2 separate regions of the Homo sapiens genome follow, and region 2 is linked to region 1. Evidence: chromatin loops called from intact Hi-C (ENCODE). Cell type or tissue: PC-9. All regions are shown on one strand. Each heading gives the region's core, and the rest is flanking DNA. Links, peaks and the distances in the headings are about the cores only. Region 1 has its middle 7.0 kb from the start of ZNF334. Region 2 has its middle 38 kb from the start of SLC2A10.

The links. A loop is a pair of places that touch in the nucleus more often than their neighbours do. Peaks named below come from ENCODE experiments on the same cell type or tissue, not always from the same donor. Only the 100,000 strongest peaks of a DNase experiment are listed, where the experiment ranks them.
Region 2: a loop joins it to region 1, with 22 times the contacts of the local background. A loop is called at or near these places in 6 of 110 quality-filtered maps.

Annotation. Positions count from the first base shown.
Region 1 is chr20:46,516,384-46,524,720 of GRCh38, reverse strand. No RefSeq gene overlaps it. Among named protein-coding and RNA genes, the nearest start is that of ZNF334, 7.0 kb to the right of the region's middle. In PC-9, for the core only: a CTCF peak has its summit at 3,542 (motif pointing left); a DNase peak (open chromatin) is centred at 3,560; H3K27me3 peaks cover 2,532 bases.
Region 2 is chr20:46,743,802-46,752,138 of GRCh38, reverse strand. No RefSeq gene overlaps it. Among named protein-coding and RNA genes, the nearest start is that of SLC2A10, 38 kb to the right of the region's middle. In PC-9, for the core only: CTCF peaks have their summits at 3,785 and 3,986 (motif pointing left); DNase peaks (open chromatin) are centred at 4,008 and 4,958; H3K27ac peaks cover 384 bases.

The DNA of each region.
Region 1 (8,337 bases), core at 273-8,272:
GATAAAGGGTTCTTATATCCAAGGCCTATAGTAGGGACTACTGAAATGCAGACCAAATAGGGGTCCCAGCAAGCCCTCAGGGGATCTGAAGCACTTGCAAGACCTGAAATTGAAGCTTTGTCAGCAAGGAGATATTGCTGAACTTCTCTGAAAACAACTGCTGTGCCTTTCTCCTGCTGAAAGAAAAACCAGAAGTTAAACCAATGATCGATGCCAGTAGTGGTGAAATTTTTTCTTATTTTTTTCTCTAATGCCTTTGTAAACTGAATCCTATAGTATATTAATAGATTCAAATCTTTTATAAGTTCATTTATAGATATTCTGTGAAGGGGAGTTTCCTCTCCCAAACTGGACTGAAGCTGGGACAGGAGACAGGGAAGATGCCCAATGGACTAAATAAGCCAGCTCAGGAATTAAGCAAAGCAATGAAGGAAGAGTTGCCCCAACAAGGTCAGGTAGTGGAGGGGAAATGAGTACCTAGGAGGAATGACTTGAGACCTTGTACACAAAAGCCATGAGGTGGCTTTATCAAGCACTAACCTTAAATTCAGCACCAGGGGTGAAGGACAGCTACCCTGAGTTCTACTGAGATTTCTTCTGGCCCTAAATTAAGGCTGATCTTCCAGGTCAGGGCTTCTCCACAAATCAAACCTTATTTTCCAGCTGATTGTGTAATATCTCAACCCCAATAACTGAATTAGAATTAATCTCTTTTCTGTCTCTTCCCTTATTAATAGGACCTCATCCCAAATTGTCTTTATTTCTCCCTTGCATCAAAGTTAGTATAGCGTAATTGCATAATAGTTATGAGCTTGGGCTCTGGACTCAGACAGCCTGTGTTTAAATAAAAACTCTGTGGCTTCCTAGTGGTGTAACCCTGTGCAAATTTCCGTTTTTGACCATTGTGAGTCTTTGCTTGATCAGTTCATTTAACAAATATTTGTTAAGTTCCTCCAATATATAAAGGACATGTCTGGGTCTTGGGTATACAGCTGTGCTTCTTATATAAGCTGCACTCTCTTGGGATGAAACAGGCAGCACACACATACTCAAAAAATCCATAAAATAATTTCAAAGTGATAAATATTATAAAGAAAATTAAAGAAGACATTGTGGTACAGAGTAACTTAAGGGAGAGACTTTAGCTGGAATACTTGGAGGAGCCATCTTTGAAGAGATGAGATTTGAGTGGAGATCTGAAGGGATGAGATGGAACCAGCCATCTATCGAGTCAGAATAAGAGAGTTCCAGGTACAGGGTAGCAAGTACGCAAGCTCTGAGGTAGGAAGGACCATGTCATGTGTTTTAGTTTCCTAGAGATGATGTAACAAATTAACACAAACTGAATGGCTTGAAACAACAGGAGTTAATTCTTTTGCTGTCCTGGAGGATCGAAGTCCAAAGTCAAGCTGTCAGTAGGGCCATGCTTCCTCGAAAGCCTCTATAAGCATTCTTATCATACCCCACTAGGCAAGGGCCCAACTGAAGGGACATCCGTATCATATCCTGCTGGGCAAAAGTCCAAGGAAAACCCTATTCACATCCCACTGGAGAAAGGGCCAGACTACCTGATCATAAGCACATCTTTTCAATATCCTGTTGGGCAGCAAGCCATACTGCCCAGACCCCTCCTCCCCATACCTATAAGTACCCCAGCCTGTAATCAGCAGAGGGCTCTGGCATTAAGCTGGTCCCCTACTTCTGCAGGTTTTTGCAATATACCTATGTTGCTGTTGAGCCACCCTCTGTGTGTGTGCGTGTCTTTCTTTAACCCTCGCCTTCCCTTCAAAACCTAACAGGAAGCTCTGAGAGCAGGGACCCTGTTGGCATCATCTTTGAAGTGCCTACGATGCCCAGCTGAGCTACAAGAATTCTCTAACTCTGAGATTCTTCTCCAACTGCCTACTGGCATTTGGACCCAGATGGCAAACCCAACATGGCCAACCTGAATTCTTCCTCCTCCCAGACCACTTCCATCCCCCTCCTACACCTAACCCCCTGGGTCATCCCAGATCTCCTGCCCCCTCCACCCCTCACATCGAATCAGTTACTTCCTTCTCCATGACCATTGCGTGCTGGGCCATTGTCTCAGTCTCCTCTTTGGTCTGCTTGCCTCCAGCCTCTCCCACTCTCCTCCCTTTCCCCACACACTGCCCACAACATCCAAGGGCACCTGTCAGGTAGTCATTGTGTGCATGAGCTTCAGGGTAAAACTAGACCTGAAGTGAATACTTACCCCACCACTCTCTAACAGTGTGGTCACAGGCAAGTTATTTATTAGAGTGACAACTTGTCCCTGTTTGCCCAGGACTGCCCCACTTCTAGCATTGAAAGACCCAAGTCTTGGGAAAATTCTATTTCTATTTCTATTTATAAATTATTGGATGTATATTTATATTTAACGTAAGCTTAGTTTACATATTTGTGAAATAGGATCTATAGTATTACTTAACATGTAGCATTGTTCTGAGGATTAACTGTTATAAGAGGTAGAAACTGCTTGCTTGTAGCAAGCCTAAAATGCATTTCATTCTATTCTTTCACAATACTTCCCCCCATTTGGAATTCTATAGCTGTCTGTAATCATCTACATACTGTGGTCTTTCTCACCAGATTCTGAGTAGGCAGTGACCATGCATGACTGGCTTCTTCACCGCTGAGTCCTCTAATCTAATACCATGCCTGGCACATAGTAGGTACCCCCAAAATATTTGTTGGATGAATAAATGAATGGATAATGAATAAAGACTAGTTTTAATCTTAATACCCAAGACCTTTTGCTGAAATCTGGTTCCTTGAGAAAGTTTTGAGGCACAGATTGTGACTTTTTGGAGTTCTCCGGTTGCTAGCAACAGAAAGCATCTCTGGCGAACTAAATCAAAAGGGAATTTGATTTCTATTGGAGTTGGAAAACAAAAAAAGAAAAGAACCAGGGAGAACTCTGGAGATCCATGTAGCTGGAGCTAATGGGCAGTTGCTTCACAGCATTCATGTCAGTATGAACAGGATGAACATTCTACTCAGGATTCAAAATCAAATCCATGATATGCTTGGTTCAGACAATGTGCTTGTATCTAGACCAGGAGCACAATGGGCAACTTGGACCATCTTTCAAGGGCTGTTATTGACAGTTGTACAGGTTGGGCACTCCTCAATTCCAGTAGGCACCACTCATCACAGTCTGAATGGATGGATTCTCTGGAGTTATGCAGTGCACAGCCTATGAGAGTGTATACAGGAGACCTGAGTGGTGGTGGTATAGTTCCCCAAAGGAAAATTGAAGTGTTTGTTATGAGAAAAAGGAGGACCAGAAGAAAAAACAACACGTCCACCACAAATGAATTGACTCGAGTTAACAGCTGTGGGAGGTTGACATTATTTGATGTATCAGCAAGAGCTAGGCCTTCCCAGGCCTTCCTCAGCACTTGCTATCAGCCAGGCCTTCTTTACCTTGCAGCCACAGACACTGAGCCTTCACAGCGAGGTCGCCTGACAAAGCAACAACAAAGTCAGTCTGACAACCACTGGCCTGTGCCAATGCTGCCACTTAGTGGCCTTCATGGAAACCACACTATCCAGTGTGGGCTTGCCAGTCTGCCTTCTTCTTACCTTGTCCCTCTCCCTCCATTCCTTCCCTCCCCTCCCCTCCTCTGCCCTGCCCTCCCCTTCCCTCCTGCAATGCTGGAACTCCTCCTTCTTTGGTTTGGTAGTAAACCCTACCTATACCTTTCTTTTGGCTTGGAATTCCTCTCCTTGATCACTATTTGACCATCTTTATTGGTTATTGGTGTAAAGCAACATCATTTATTATTATTATCTGTCATGATTCTGAAGGTTCACTTATAGGCGGTCCACACTCAGGCAGGTGGTGGCTGGGGATGGAGTCCTCTTGAAGGCTTTCTTATTCACATGTCTGTTGGCTAGGACCTTAGCTGGGAATTTTACCCACAATGTCCACACATGGCCTCCTCATGTAGCCTGGGCTTCCTCATGGCATGGCGTCCAGGTCCCAAGAGTGAGCATCCTCAAACAGAGAGCTGGGCGGAGACTGTATTGCCTTTTATGCCCAGGCCTTGTTAGTCACGTGGCCTCACTTCCACCATATCCTTTTAGTTGAGGCAGTCATGAAGGTCTATCCAGGTTTCAGGGGAGGGGACATAGAGTCCACCTTTTGATGGGGGAGTGATGCAGTAAGAAGAGAAAGTAGGATGGGAGATATTGTAATGGGCATCTTTGGAAAATACAACATGCTTCACCATAACAAACAAGGCCCAACTAGCCAGCCATGTCATTCATAGGCCTGACTGGAGCTCAAACCTGGCAAACTGCACCACACTCTCTGGCCTCTGCACATACTGTTCCTTCTGACCAGAGGAATCCTCTTCACCCTTGGCTGCCAATTCTAATCTATCAGATCCACACTGAATGTTCGCTTCCTCCTGGAGGCTACTTCTGAACCCACTGTCCAGGGTGAGCAGCCATCTCCTCTCTGCCCACAGTACTTGTTCTTATCTCCCTCATAGCACTCATTGCACCTGTCCTGCAAAGGGCTAAACTCTACTTAGACAGGATCTTGCCTCAGGTGCCATTTCCATTTCACTGGCTCACCTCCCATCAACATTAGCTTTCAGGAGGTTTGAATTCACAATCCCCACAGTTGGTCCTCCTCTCACCAAAGGTGATGTGGGACAGCTGAGCCCCCAAAGTGGGGCTTAACCTACGAGTGTTCTTGCCTTCACCCAGGAAAGAACTCAAAGGTGAGCTGGTGGTATCAGAAAACAATCTTTCATTCAACAGTACTGCTCCTTGCAGAGCAGGGCTAACTCATAGGCAGTATGCCCTGAGTCAGCAAACTATAGACTCTTGGTAACTATTTATACTCATGTAAACCCACTTTCAATTACATGTAAATTAAGGAGTGGATCAATGCAAATTGAGGGGCAGGTTATTTATAGCTTTCTAGAAAATGAGTGGTAACTTCTGGGCCATTGCCATGGCATTTTAAAACTGTCATGGCACTATGGGAGTATCTTACGCTATGAGCAATGAGGGCAGCCAGGGATCACATTTGTCCCCATCTGCTGGTTCCTGCTGGTTTCTTCACTTGATCCTGTCTGGATCAGATCCTGTTTTGATCAGCAGGGTTGTGACCAGAAAACAAGCCCTGTTGGTCTTCTACCTCAGAGAGAGGTGGGATTTGAAGCTCTGTGGAAATAAGAGTCATTCCGGATTCTGAATGACCCTGATAAGAAAAGAAGGAATCAGGGGCCAGGCCCCTGAAAGCTGGGCTGGCAGGACTCACAAGGGGCAGGATGGTGTGTGTGACAAAATTGTTTTGGGTACCAGGGACCTTGCAACAGGGAGAGGTTGTGATACCTCCAGACTCAGAGAGACCTCCAGTGTGGGAAGCAAGTCTTTCTCCTCCTCATTTACTTTAGCTCTGGAACACCTTATAATTCTCTTCGCCTCACACTATGCTTCAAGTGTTCTTCCCCTTCCTCCTCTGCACCACCCTTTGGAGCACTGTCCAAATATCTCTTCCCAGAAGAAGCGCTCTCTAACCCACAGACATTGTCTACTCCTGTATTATGTGAATTTCTCCTTTGTAGCCTTTACTACATTTTAAATTAAATAATCTTTTGCAGTATCAGGTTTTTTTGTATATCTCATCAACTAAAATGTAGATTTGAGTGGAGGTCACTAAAAAAAAGCTTGCAGGGAAATCTAGAACCTTAAATTCTTTTTTTTTTTTTTTTATGAGAGGAAGTCTCACTCTGTCACCCAGGCTGAGTGCAGTGGTGTGACCTCAGCTCACTGCAATCTCTGCCTCCTGGGTTCGAGCGATTGTCCTGTCTCAGCCTCCCAAGTAGCTGGGATTACAGGTGCCCACCACCACGCCTGGCTAATTTTTATATTTTTAGTAGAGACAGGGTTTTACCACGTTGGCCAGGCTGGTCTAGAACTCCTGACCTCAGGTGATCCACCTGCCTCAGGCTCCCAAAATGCTGAGATTATAGGTGTGAGCCACTGCACCCAGCCTTAAATTCTTATATTGACTGTGTCTAACTGAAGATGTTAAAATAAGAACAGGATAATTTAAAAAATCTATTTATTAATTAATTAATTTATTTATTCTGAGACCAGCTTATGAGACTGGATAATTTTTGTATTTTTGGTAGAGACAGGGTTTCACCATGTTGCCAGGGCTGGTCTCCAACTCCTGGGCTCAAGTGATCCACCCACCTCAGCCTCCCAAAGTGCTGGGATTACAGGTGTGAGCCATGTGCCCAGCAAAGAACAGAATAATTTTTTAATGATGAGGAAGAACATAATGCAGATAAAAGGAAGCAATCAATGAAATAGCAAAAAGAAACAATAGAAAGGATTAACCAAACCAAAAGCTAATTTTTTTTAAGTATTAACACAGCCTCCTGCTGTTTGGCCGGGTTCCTAACAGGCCACAGACCACTTCACACATCCTTATAAAGCTCAGGTGCAAGCACACTGACACCTGGATTACAGCAAAAGACCCTGAAGCACAGACAGAACCCATCTGAACCATGCCCAGATAGTCAATGTAGCTGGTATGCTAAATAGCACATCTTAAGAAATAATTTTTAAGTAGCAAATTTTAGTCTTCCACCACTCTTTAAACTTTTTTGAGGGAATCTCCCACTGGATAAAAACTCAGCAGAATCCAAGGTTTTCTGCTTCCTTTGAGGATAGACAGACCTGCAGTCATTTACCATAAACATAGTATCTATTTAGTAATTAGAATACCAGGACCTAGATATTGACCCTACAATCTTCATCCAAAGTGAATAAATGAAGATTACTTCAACTCTCTAATCTTCAAGTCAATCTTCATTTGCTTCCTCTTCCGGCTGAAACAGAAATACTAGGAAGAGAGAGGGCAGGGTACAGTGTAAGATGTCATGTACATGTTATGTAAAATGCATACAGTGCCTGGGTTATAGAGTTTATTTGGGAGGTGATTCCAGGAAGCAGGGATGAGAGACTGGAGATAATGAGATAAAGAAGGAGAAACGCCAATGTAAGCAGGTGAAAGTAAGGTCCCTGCTATGGACAACAGGGATTTGATTCTTCCAATAACTCTGAGAAGCATATGGAATGCTCCCAGAATTGTCTCCTGGAGGACTAAATGTTAAGACATTTGTTCATCATTATTTCCAGTGGAACTGTCTGCCACCTCCAAGACCCAAGATCTCTATCCCAACAAAGTTAGGAACCGGGCCGCACAGCAAGAGGTAAGCAGCAGGCAAGAGAGCACTACTGCCTGAGCTCCGCCTCCTGTAAGATCAGCGGTAGCATTAGACCTCATACAAGTGGGAACCCTATTGTGAACTGCGCACGTGAGGGATGTAGGTTGTACACTCCTTACGATAATCTAATGCCCCCCAACCCTGTCCATGGAAAAATTGTCTTCCATGTAACTGGTCCCTGGTGCCATAAAGTCTGGGGACCACTGCTCTATGGGATCAATTAATCCTACCATACAAGGCATCAGCCTAAAACAGCCATCCTGATAGAAGTATGATATTGCTTAGTAAAGGCTCAGCTAAGGCAGAGGTTTTGGAATGACACCCTAAGAGTTTTGGGTGTTGTCCACCAGGATGTAGCTTATGTATGGAACCAGTGGCTGATATATGCTATTGTATCCTCAAGTGGCTGGAAACGAAGTGATGACAGTAGAATTAACCTGTTTCATCATCACTCCCACTTTCTGAATTTGTGCTTTCCATCCCTGTAACTTTTATTATTTATTTATTTATTGAGAGTCTCGCTCTGTCACCCAGGCTTGAAGAATTGGAAATTTTGTTTATTTAATAAAATTTCTGTTAAAATAGTGGCAAATTTTGGTGCTTTCTTTGCTTTTTTTTGGTTTCCCTTCACAGAGTATTTAAAATACATCCAGAAAATCTTAGAAAAAGCAGATTAATGTTAATATGTATGAAATTTCTTTAATTTGTAAAAAGTTAAATTCTGGTTCCTTGCAGGAACATGTATAGACAAGAGGTATGTAAGAATTTAGATGACATTGCAAAGCAGTGGGCAAAAAATGATGTTTTCAATAAATCATATCAAGACAAGTAGTTATATCTGAAAAAATATGAAAATTATATTTGTAATTCAAATATTACATCAAATAAATTAAAAATGGCTACTTATATTCTATCTTCACCTTCACATTGCTGGTAGACATTTGGTTGCTTCCCTCCACCTTTTTAAAAGTTATTATGATTGGCTGGGCGTGGTGGCTCACGCCTATAATCGCAGCACTTTAGGAGGCTGAGGTGGGCAGGTCACTTGAGGTCA
Region 2 (8,337 bases), core at 223-8,222, 230 kb before region 1:
CCTCATTCCTGAACCAATCATTGTTGCTGGGATGGTGGGGGTGGGGTGCTCTTATTGGTTAACTAGGAGATGGGTGGGGTCCCTGAGGAGCAGATCCGTAAGAGCTATCAGCTTAGAGGCGAATGGAAGTGGATGGCGTCCAAGCAACAGATGCCCGCTTCTGTGACTCCACCCCTTACGGAAAGTCTATGGGACTCTCTGAAATGTATGAGTGATACTGTTAGAAAGCGGCAAGAAAATGAAAAGAAAACGTGGATGTTTTCCATATTTGAGTTGATGCAGGCTGGAGACAACAGCTGCCAGAGCTGCAAGGCAGAACACCCTGAGAAGTGGAACCGGAGGATCCAGGCGCCTGTTGAAGGGATAAATGAGAGCCGTGGCGTGTGGATGGGACTCTTTCTGTCTTCCGTTTGGCTGAAGCTCCAAACGCCAGGAGTAACCCAGTGGGTAGCAAGCACCCTTCCCTCCACCTCTGCAGGAATTGCAAAAAGCAATGGTAAAAAAATTGGTTTGTGATCCTTACCCCAGTGCTCAAGGAGGTTGGAGAAGCTGAAAGAGAGGACTGGTTTTGATATGGTTTGGATTTGTGTCCCCACCCAAATCTCATGTCAAATGGTAATCCCCAGTGTTGGAGGAGGGACTGGTGGGAGGTGATTGGATCATGGGGGCGAATTTCCCCTTGCTGTTCTCGTGATAGTGAGTGAGTTCTCATCAGATCTGATTGCTTAGAAGTGTGTAGTGCTGGCCGGGTGCGGTGGCTCACGCCTGTAATCCCAGCACTTTGGGAGGCCAAGGCGGGCAGATCATGAGATCAGGAGATAGAGACCATCCTGGCCAACATGGTGAAACCCCGTCTCTACTAAAAATATAAAAATTAGCTGGGCGTGGTGGCGTGTGCCTGTAGTCTCAGCTGCTTGGGAGGCTGAGGCAGGAGAATAGCTTGAACCTGGGAGGCGGAGGTTGCAGTGAGCCGAGATCGTGCCACTGCACTCCAGCCTGGCGACAGAGCAAGACTCCATCTCAAAAAAAAAAAAAAAAAAAAAAAAAAGAAGTGTGTAGTGCCTCCCACCTCTCTCTCTTCCTCCTGCCCCAGCCATGTGAACACATTCCTTCTTTCCCTTTGCCTTGCTCCGTGAGTGTAAGTTTCCTGAGGCCTCCTCAGCCATGCTTCCTGTATAGCCTGCAGAACTGTGGGCCAGTTAAACCTCTTTTCTTTGTAAATTACCCAGTCTCAGGTATTTTTTTTAGCAGTGCGAGAACGAAGGGACTAATACAGGTTTGGAGACACGTCTTTGGAGAAACTATTGATACTTGGCGTCCTGTGGCATTTCCTTGCCATTAGCACCTCCAACGTTATGCTGGAGAAAAAGCCGTTCCAACTCTTCACCGAACGCCGAGTCAGAGAGATGTGGGGAAACCACCGAAAGAGCTTGCCCTGTGTCTTCTGGACAGACTAGTGCCAAACCCATGCCTGGAAATGGGTAGAAGTTAGGGACCATGGCCGCTCAGCCTCTGCAGGAAAATGGATTACTGCATCAGGAATGATGACTTTAGAGAAGGCCAAAGGTGTAAGTTTCTTCCAGCAGGTTCTGAACCTCCAGAGGCAGCTGGCCTGGGGTTATTTGGGATTCCCAGTGCAGGACTGCCTGAAAATGTGAGGCGCCCAAATGGGGCTGCTGGACCACAGGATGCCCAGGACCTGCAGGCACACTCAAGAGTGGCCTGCCAGAGGAGACACATTGCCTGCCTCCCAGGAAGCAAATTTGGAGGTTGCCAGTGGGAGAATTGCCAAGAACCGCCATCCCTCCCCTGGGACACACAAGCTAAGGAAAGAAGGAATTGGCCCTCTAAGTCCAGAAAGCACAAGATCACATCATCACAACACCAGCCAAGTAAAACATCCCTGCTCCTCACCTCTTCAGAGCCCAAGGGGGCTGGGGAGGAGAAGAAATGAGAGTGGAGGAGGAAAGAGGTTTAATATGAATGAAGTTTGGAGTTTTGACATGACTCGACATTCTAATGACTTCATTTAGACTGTTGCTACACTCAGAAGTGACTTGGAGACATTTTATTTTTATAATCATCACCATATTGTTATTGGTCATGATCTAAGGGTGAGGAGAAGGGCTAAAGGATCGGCCCAATGGATCATTCGGGGAAAGTAAAGAACTATCCCACCAGTTGTGTTTGAATGGGCAGTGAGAGGGAAAATCAAGTTGCTACTTGCACCCCTCTAACTCCCAACTTCCACTCTTTCAACATACCAGACATGAAAGCTGAGTAAATGACCTCAAAGGTACAGCGATGACAGGGTGTGGTGGTGGTAGTTCTTGGTTTCCTACATTGCATCTTCAAATCGGGTTTTAGAATGGATGACACTGGAAGGCTAGAAATCTCAGGTACTGACATGTGGGCTGGTTTATAATTGTCTTCAAAAATTCACCCACAATAGGATCAGACAAGTTAGTATGGCCATAGGTGCTACAATGGGAGAAAGTTTTAAATGCTGTTCAGATCGGAAGACATGGGTCAAAAAGATCAAGAAGAGTTGACATGAGGCAAACATTTTATATCTCCATTCAAGAGCTACCTGATGAGGTTTCACCCATCAGGGATACAATGAGAATTTACTGGGCGCCTAGCACTGTGCAGACACAATTCAAGCAAAAGGCAACCAACTCTGGCATCCAAGTGCAGGCCAGCAGCCAAGTTCTTCCTCCTTATGAGCTGACATCTGATTGACAGATGGCCCCAGAGAAAGCTTCTTGGATCATATCTCAGTAACCACTGGCCCAGCCTGTCAAATCCAGAGATTTAAGATGGCATAGCACCTTAAATCTGGAAGAACTTAGCAACTTTATAATGTCAAATCCAGGGGGAAAATACGCACACAGAGAAACCAGAAAAGCATAGAATGGTGGGGAGAAAGAAAGAAAGAAAATGAAAACACTGTTTCCATCGGCAGAATTAGCCTTTGCCAGGAAAACTGCAATGTTGTCTTGGTAGGCACATAATTCATTTTTCTACATGTTCAGAAGTAAAGAAAAAGCCAGACCCAAAAAGCCAGACCCTGGGGGAAATCGTGGATACTGTTTGTAACTTTGGCAAAGACAATATATTTGTGAACTCAGCCTCATGTGAAATGCTTGATAATCTCAAAAAGTAAATGCCACAGCGTGTCGTATACTGTGTGGTCTCAATGATGTGAGAATGTCTATATATCCCAATACCTGTCCTCGTTTCTAACTAGCTTGATTTATTGTCATAGACAAAAGAGTAGGTGAATGAATATATACCAAAATGTTGTTAGTAACTGGTAGGACATGGGCAGTTTTTATTTTTAATCTTTATAGTTTTCAGTATTTTCTAAAGTACTAAAAATTATTTTTATTTTTTTCTTTCACTGTCATAGCCCTTTCATTATAGAAGCAAGACATGAATGAGAATTCACAGAAACACATAGACAGTATAGAATGTTCTAAGTGGGGAGCTAGTCTTTCCTGTTCTTCCAACTGCCTTGAGATTGCCACTGTCAGAAATCTTGCTTTCTATTTTTCAGGCTGTTTTCTTTTCCTTTTTTTCTTTCTTTTTCTTTTTTTTCTTTTTCTTTTTTTTTTTTTGAGACAGAGTCTCACTCTATCACCTAGGCTGGAGTGCAATGGCGCGATCTTGGCTCACTTCAACCTCCACCTCCCGAGTTCAAGGGATTCTCCTACCTCAGCCTCGCGAGTAGCTGAGATTACAGGCGCCCACCACCACACCCTGCTAATTTTTGTGTTTTTAGTAGAGACGGGGTTTCACCACTTTGGCCAGGCTGGTCTCGAACTCCTGACCTCAGGTGATCCACCCGCCTTGGCCTCCCAAAGTGTTAGGATTACAGGCGTGAGCCACCACGCCCGGCCCAGAGACTGTTTCTATGAAACATTTATATCAGGAGTGAAAAGCCCTGGTAATGTGTAGCAAACAGGAGAGTTCAAGCGGCATGGAAAGGGAGTGGCTGTGACTCTGTGCCATCTGGTGGCTCTATTGCAGAATGCAGGCCCTGTCACCCAGGCTGGAATGCAGTGGTACAATCATAACCAGATCATTTTCAAGAGAAGCCAGAAATACCAAGTTATCTGCGAAATATTCCGAATTTCAAAGGTTGGCAACTAACTAAAAAGTTTTAAAAGTAATGTCTGGAACAAATAAAAACACCTGAGGGCCAGCATCCAAAGAATTGAGGCCTCTGCTTTAAGAAATAGATGTAGAGTGTTGTATTAATGATCAATTTCCAGGGATGAGATGAGGAATTTTGTTCATATACATTCCCTCCACTGCCCCTTATTCCTTTCAGCTCCTTGCTTTTATTAGTTAGATTATTACTAATTCTCCTACCAGTGGCCTTAATGACTTTATGTAATATATTTAAACTCCATTTTTCAATTCTATCAACTTTTTACAGCATCTACAATGAAAAAGGAAGAAAATCCTTCTTTTACCTGTTTGGTGCTAATGATTATGCTTTATTATTATTGTATGTTTGCAGCGTTCCAGGCACTTTACATTCACTCATTCATTCATTTATTCAACAAATATTAATTGTCTACTTATGTGCCAAGCACTTTTCTAGACACCGGGAGTACAGCAGTAAACAAAACAGGCAAAACGTCCTGCCCTTGGGGAAGGAATATTGTAGCAAGGGATATAGATATTAAATGAACAAGCAACATAGCTGTATCATATGTTAGATGGTGGTAAAGGGTCAAGGAGAAGCAATAAAGCAAGAAAGAAATGTGCAGTATGTGTGTGTGCATGCATGCATTTGCAGGGGTGTGTGTGTACATATTAAGTGTGTGCATGTGTATGAGCTCATGTGAGTGTGACATTTTAGCTGGGGTAGCCAGGAAAAGCCTTCCAGAGCAGATAACTCTTGAATAACTCTTGATGGAAGAGAGTGAGCCATACAAGTATGAGGCGTGGGCACATTCCTAACCAACGACACAGAAAGAGCTAAGGACGCCAGGCAGGGCGTGGCTGGTGTGTTGGAGGGACTGGGAAAAGATAGGCTAACTGAGCAAGGAGGATAATGGGAAAAGATGAGATTGGAGGAAAAGGCTGGGCTGTTCTTTGGGGGCCTGAGAGTTTCTGATAAGGAACCCTCTGAGTAAGAGGGGGAGCCGTGGGGAGACCATCTCAGAAGAGTCACATGAACTGACTTGGGTTTTAAAAGCCCCTTATGGCTGCTGCATGGAAGATAGATAGGGGGCAAGGAGCAAAGTAACGAGACCTGTTAGAAAGTAGTGGCATCCTCAATCTAGGGAGTGATGGTGATGATGGTGATGGAGGAGATGATGAGAAAGGTCAAATTCTGCAGAGCCTGCAGGATTTGCTAACAGATTGGATGTGGGAGTGCAAAAGAGGAGTTAGGGGTGACTGCGAGGTTTGTTTTTGTTGGTTTATAGTTTTGCTTATTTTTTAAAGACAGGGTCTCTCTCTGTCATCCAGGCTGCAATGCAGTGGTACAATCACAGCTCGCTGCTGCCTCAGACTCCTGGGCTCAAGCAATCCTGCCTCAGACTCCTGGGCTCAAGCAATCCTGCCTCAGCCTTCCAAGTAGCTAGGATCACAGGTGTGCACCTGTGATCTAATTAATCATGCCTGGCTAATTTTTTTTTTTTTTGATAGAGACAGAGTCTCACTATGTTCTCCAGGCTGGTCTCAAACTTCTGGCCTTAGGCAATCCTCCCACCTTGGCTTCTCAAAGTGCTGAGATTACAGGTGTGAGCCACTGTGTCTGGCCCTCCAAAGTTTTTGATCTGAACAATTGGAAGGATAGGATTGCCTTTTCACTATCTTCCTATGTAGGTAACTTGATCTGTCATCAGAGAAAAGAGATTACACGGGTATATACAAAAATATTGTTAACAATTATGTCTGTGTGGTAGGTCATAGGTGATGTTATCTTTCTTTATGTTTTTCAATATTTTTCATTTTTGAATATAAAAACTGGATTACTATTATTATTTTTTAAAATTTGGGGCTTTCAGGCATGACAAGGCTATACTCAATGGACCAGGTAAAAACACTCTCTACCTTGTTGGATTCTGTATTAGTCAGCATCTGCTGCATGACAAACAACCCCAGGCTCTTTTTTTTCTTTTTTTTTGAGACAGAGTCTTACTCTGTTGCTCAGGCTAGAGTGCAGTGGCGTGATCTGGACTCACTGTAACCTCCGCCTCCCAGGTTCAAGAGATTCTCATGCCTCAGCCTTCCAAGTACATGGGACTACAGGCGTGTGCCATCACACCCCACTAATTTTTGTATTTTTAGTTAAGATGGTGTTTCATCTTGTTGTCCAGGCTGGTCTTGAACTCCTGGCCCCAAGTGATCTGTCCACCTCGGCCTCCCAAACTGAGATTACAGGCATGAGCCACTGCACCTGGCCTCCCAGGCTCTTAATTAGTGTTTCTTTCTCGCTTTCTGAGATGTGAGTTGGCTGGAGCAGCCCTGGTTCAGGCTACTGGTAGGGTTCAGATCTATTCCAGGTTTTTCATTCTAGGACCTGGGCTCTAGATGTCTCTGTGATCATTAAACTCTTTCCCTGCTTCATCTCTGCTGTTTCGGTGTAATGGGTCTGTTACTGCACAGTGGGTATACGAATCTGTTGGTCCTATAACAATAGTATCCAGACAATAATCACTGTTTGGCATTAGGTCTAGCTTTGGCTTTTGAAAAGTCAAAAAGAGAAATACTCACTTTATAGTTACTTCTGGCGCGCCTAACACTATGTGACATCAGAGATTCTATAGTCATGTGGGCTTCTATCAATCTAATCAAAAAACAAACAAAGCATGTTATTCACCGTCAAGAGGTAACTTGGAGGTTTTATTTTTTTAATCTCTTTATTGCTTTAGATATTGAAATTCTATTGATCAGCTTAAGGATCCATGTAATATTTATTTTGCTGAAGAGGAAGCTTTGGGGATCATATCTCGGTAACCAACAACCCAACCTGTCAAACCAGGAGAGGCAGGATGGCATCAGTCCCAAATCTGGAAGAATTTAGCAACTTCATTGTGCACCAAATTCAGTGGAAACACACACACACACACACTATGAAAGCCGTGATTTAATATGCAAAAACAGTTGCTAAAAATGCAAATATTTCAACAAAAGAGAATTCATGTGACTATTAAGAGAGTATGTTAACTAGATAATCTTGGAAGACCTAAATTGGGTCAACAAACGTTTTGATTTTAATACAATTTTAATACAAAGCAAAACTAAATAAATTAGAGTTTACTATAATGTGGAAATGGGCAATAATGTTTTGGTGTGCCACCCTTCAAAATGTTAAACAGAATCATTTTTAAGAACTGAATTTTATTTGTTATTTAATTTCATTTAGAATAGGAGACTTTCAACCTAATATAACCTACCTGGGAATGTTTCTCATCTCATGAGAATCAATTAAAAGCAGAATGTCAGCTTTTCCAGTTAAACATTTCATTAGGAGGAAAAACTCCAAAAGCACGTGCCAAAGCATCCACGATAAATCATTTTCTATCCTTGGATGAGACCCAGCATGTGAGGGTCTGGAAATGCTTTCAGAGGGTGTCTGAAAATGTTGTGTCTCACGTCAAAATGCCATCCTCCTCCTCCTCTGCCACAGATGGAAAAAATATTTACACTGGAAAGTAAAATGAACAAATATGGAAACTGAGTCTGGCCCTGGGACAGCGGGAGCTAGGGACAGCCCTGGGTGGGGTAGGAAGCCCTGCTTCTGGGGGAAAGGTGTTGGTGGATCCCCGCCCTGTGGTTGCATTGCCCTTCGCAGCTGGGAAAGAGCTTTCCTACCCAGTATCTCAGTGAATCTGCCCGGCAGCCCTTTGGGGTGGGGGCTGCTGCTGCCCACATCTTACAGTTAAGGAAACTGAGGCTCAGAGAGGTTAAATCCCCTGCCAGAGTTCACAAAACTAGCTAAGTAGCTGCAGCAGAATCAAACCCAGGTCTCCTGACTGCACCTTCTGAACCCTTCCTCTTGGCCAGGCCACCCCCTCTCTACGCGCTCCGTCTGCACCCCCATCCCTCCCTCCTGTAGCTCCTCTCGCAGTTCAGTTTTGTGCCCGAGAACCCCATGATCCTCGATCAGGTCATGACCAAGACCACAAATAAAACCCCTGGTGAACACGAGGGCAGGGCCACACTGCAGGGCACCAGCCGGAGTGACAGCCTGTCTGGCTCGGTAGTGACTAGTGACTCCCCCATCTGGGGGGGTGTGCAAGCGGAGCTGGACACAGGATGCAGTGTGGCCACGGGAAATGTGCAGAGTGATTTCCAGCATCTCTTTCCTCT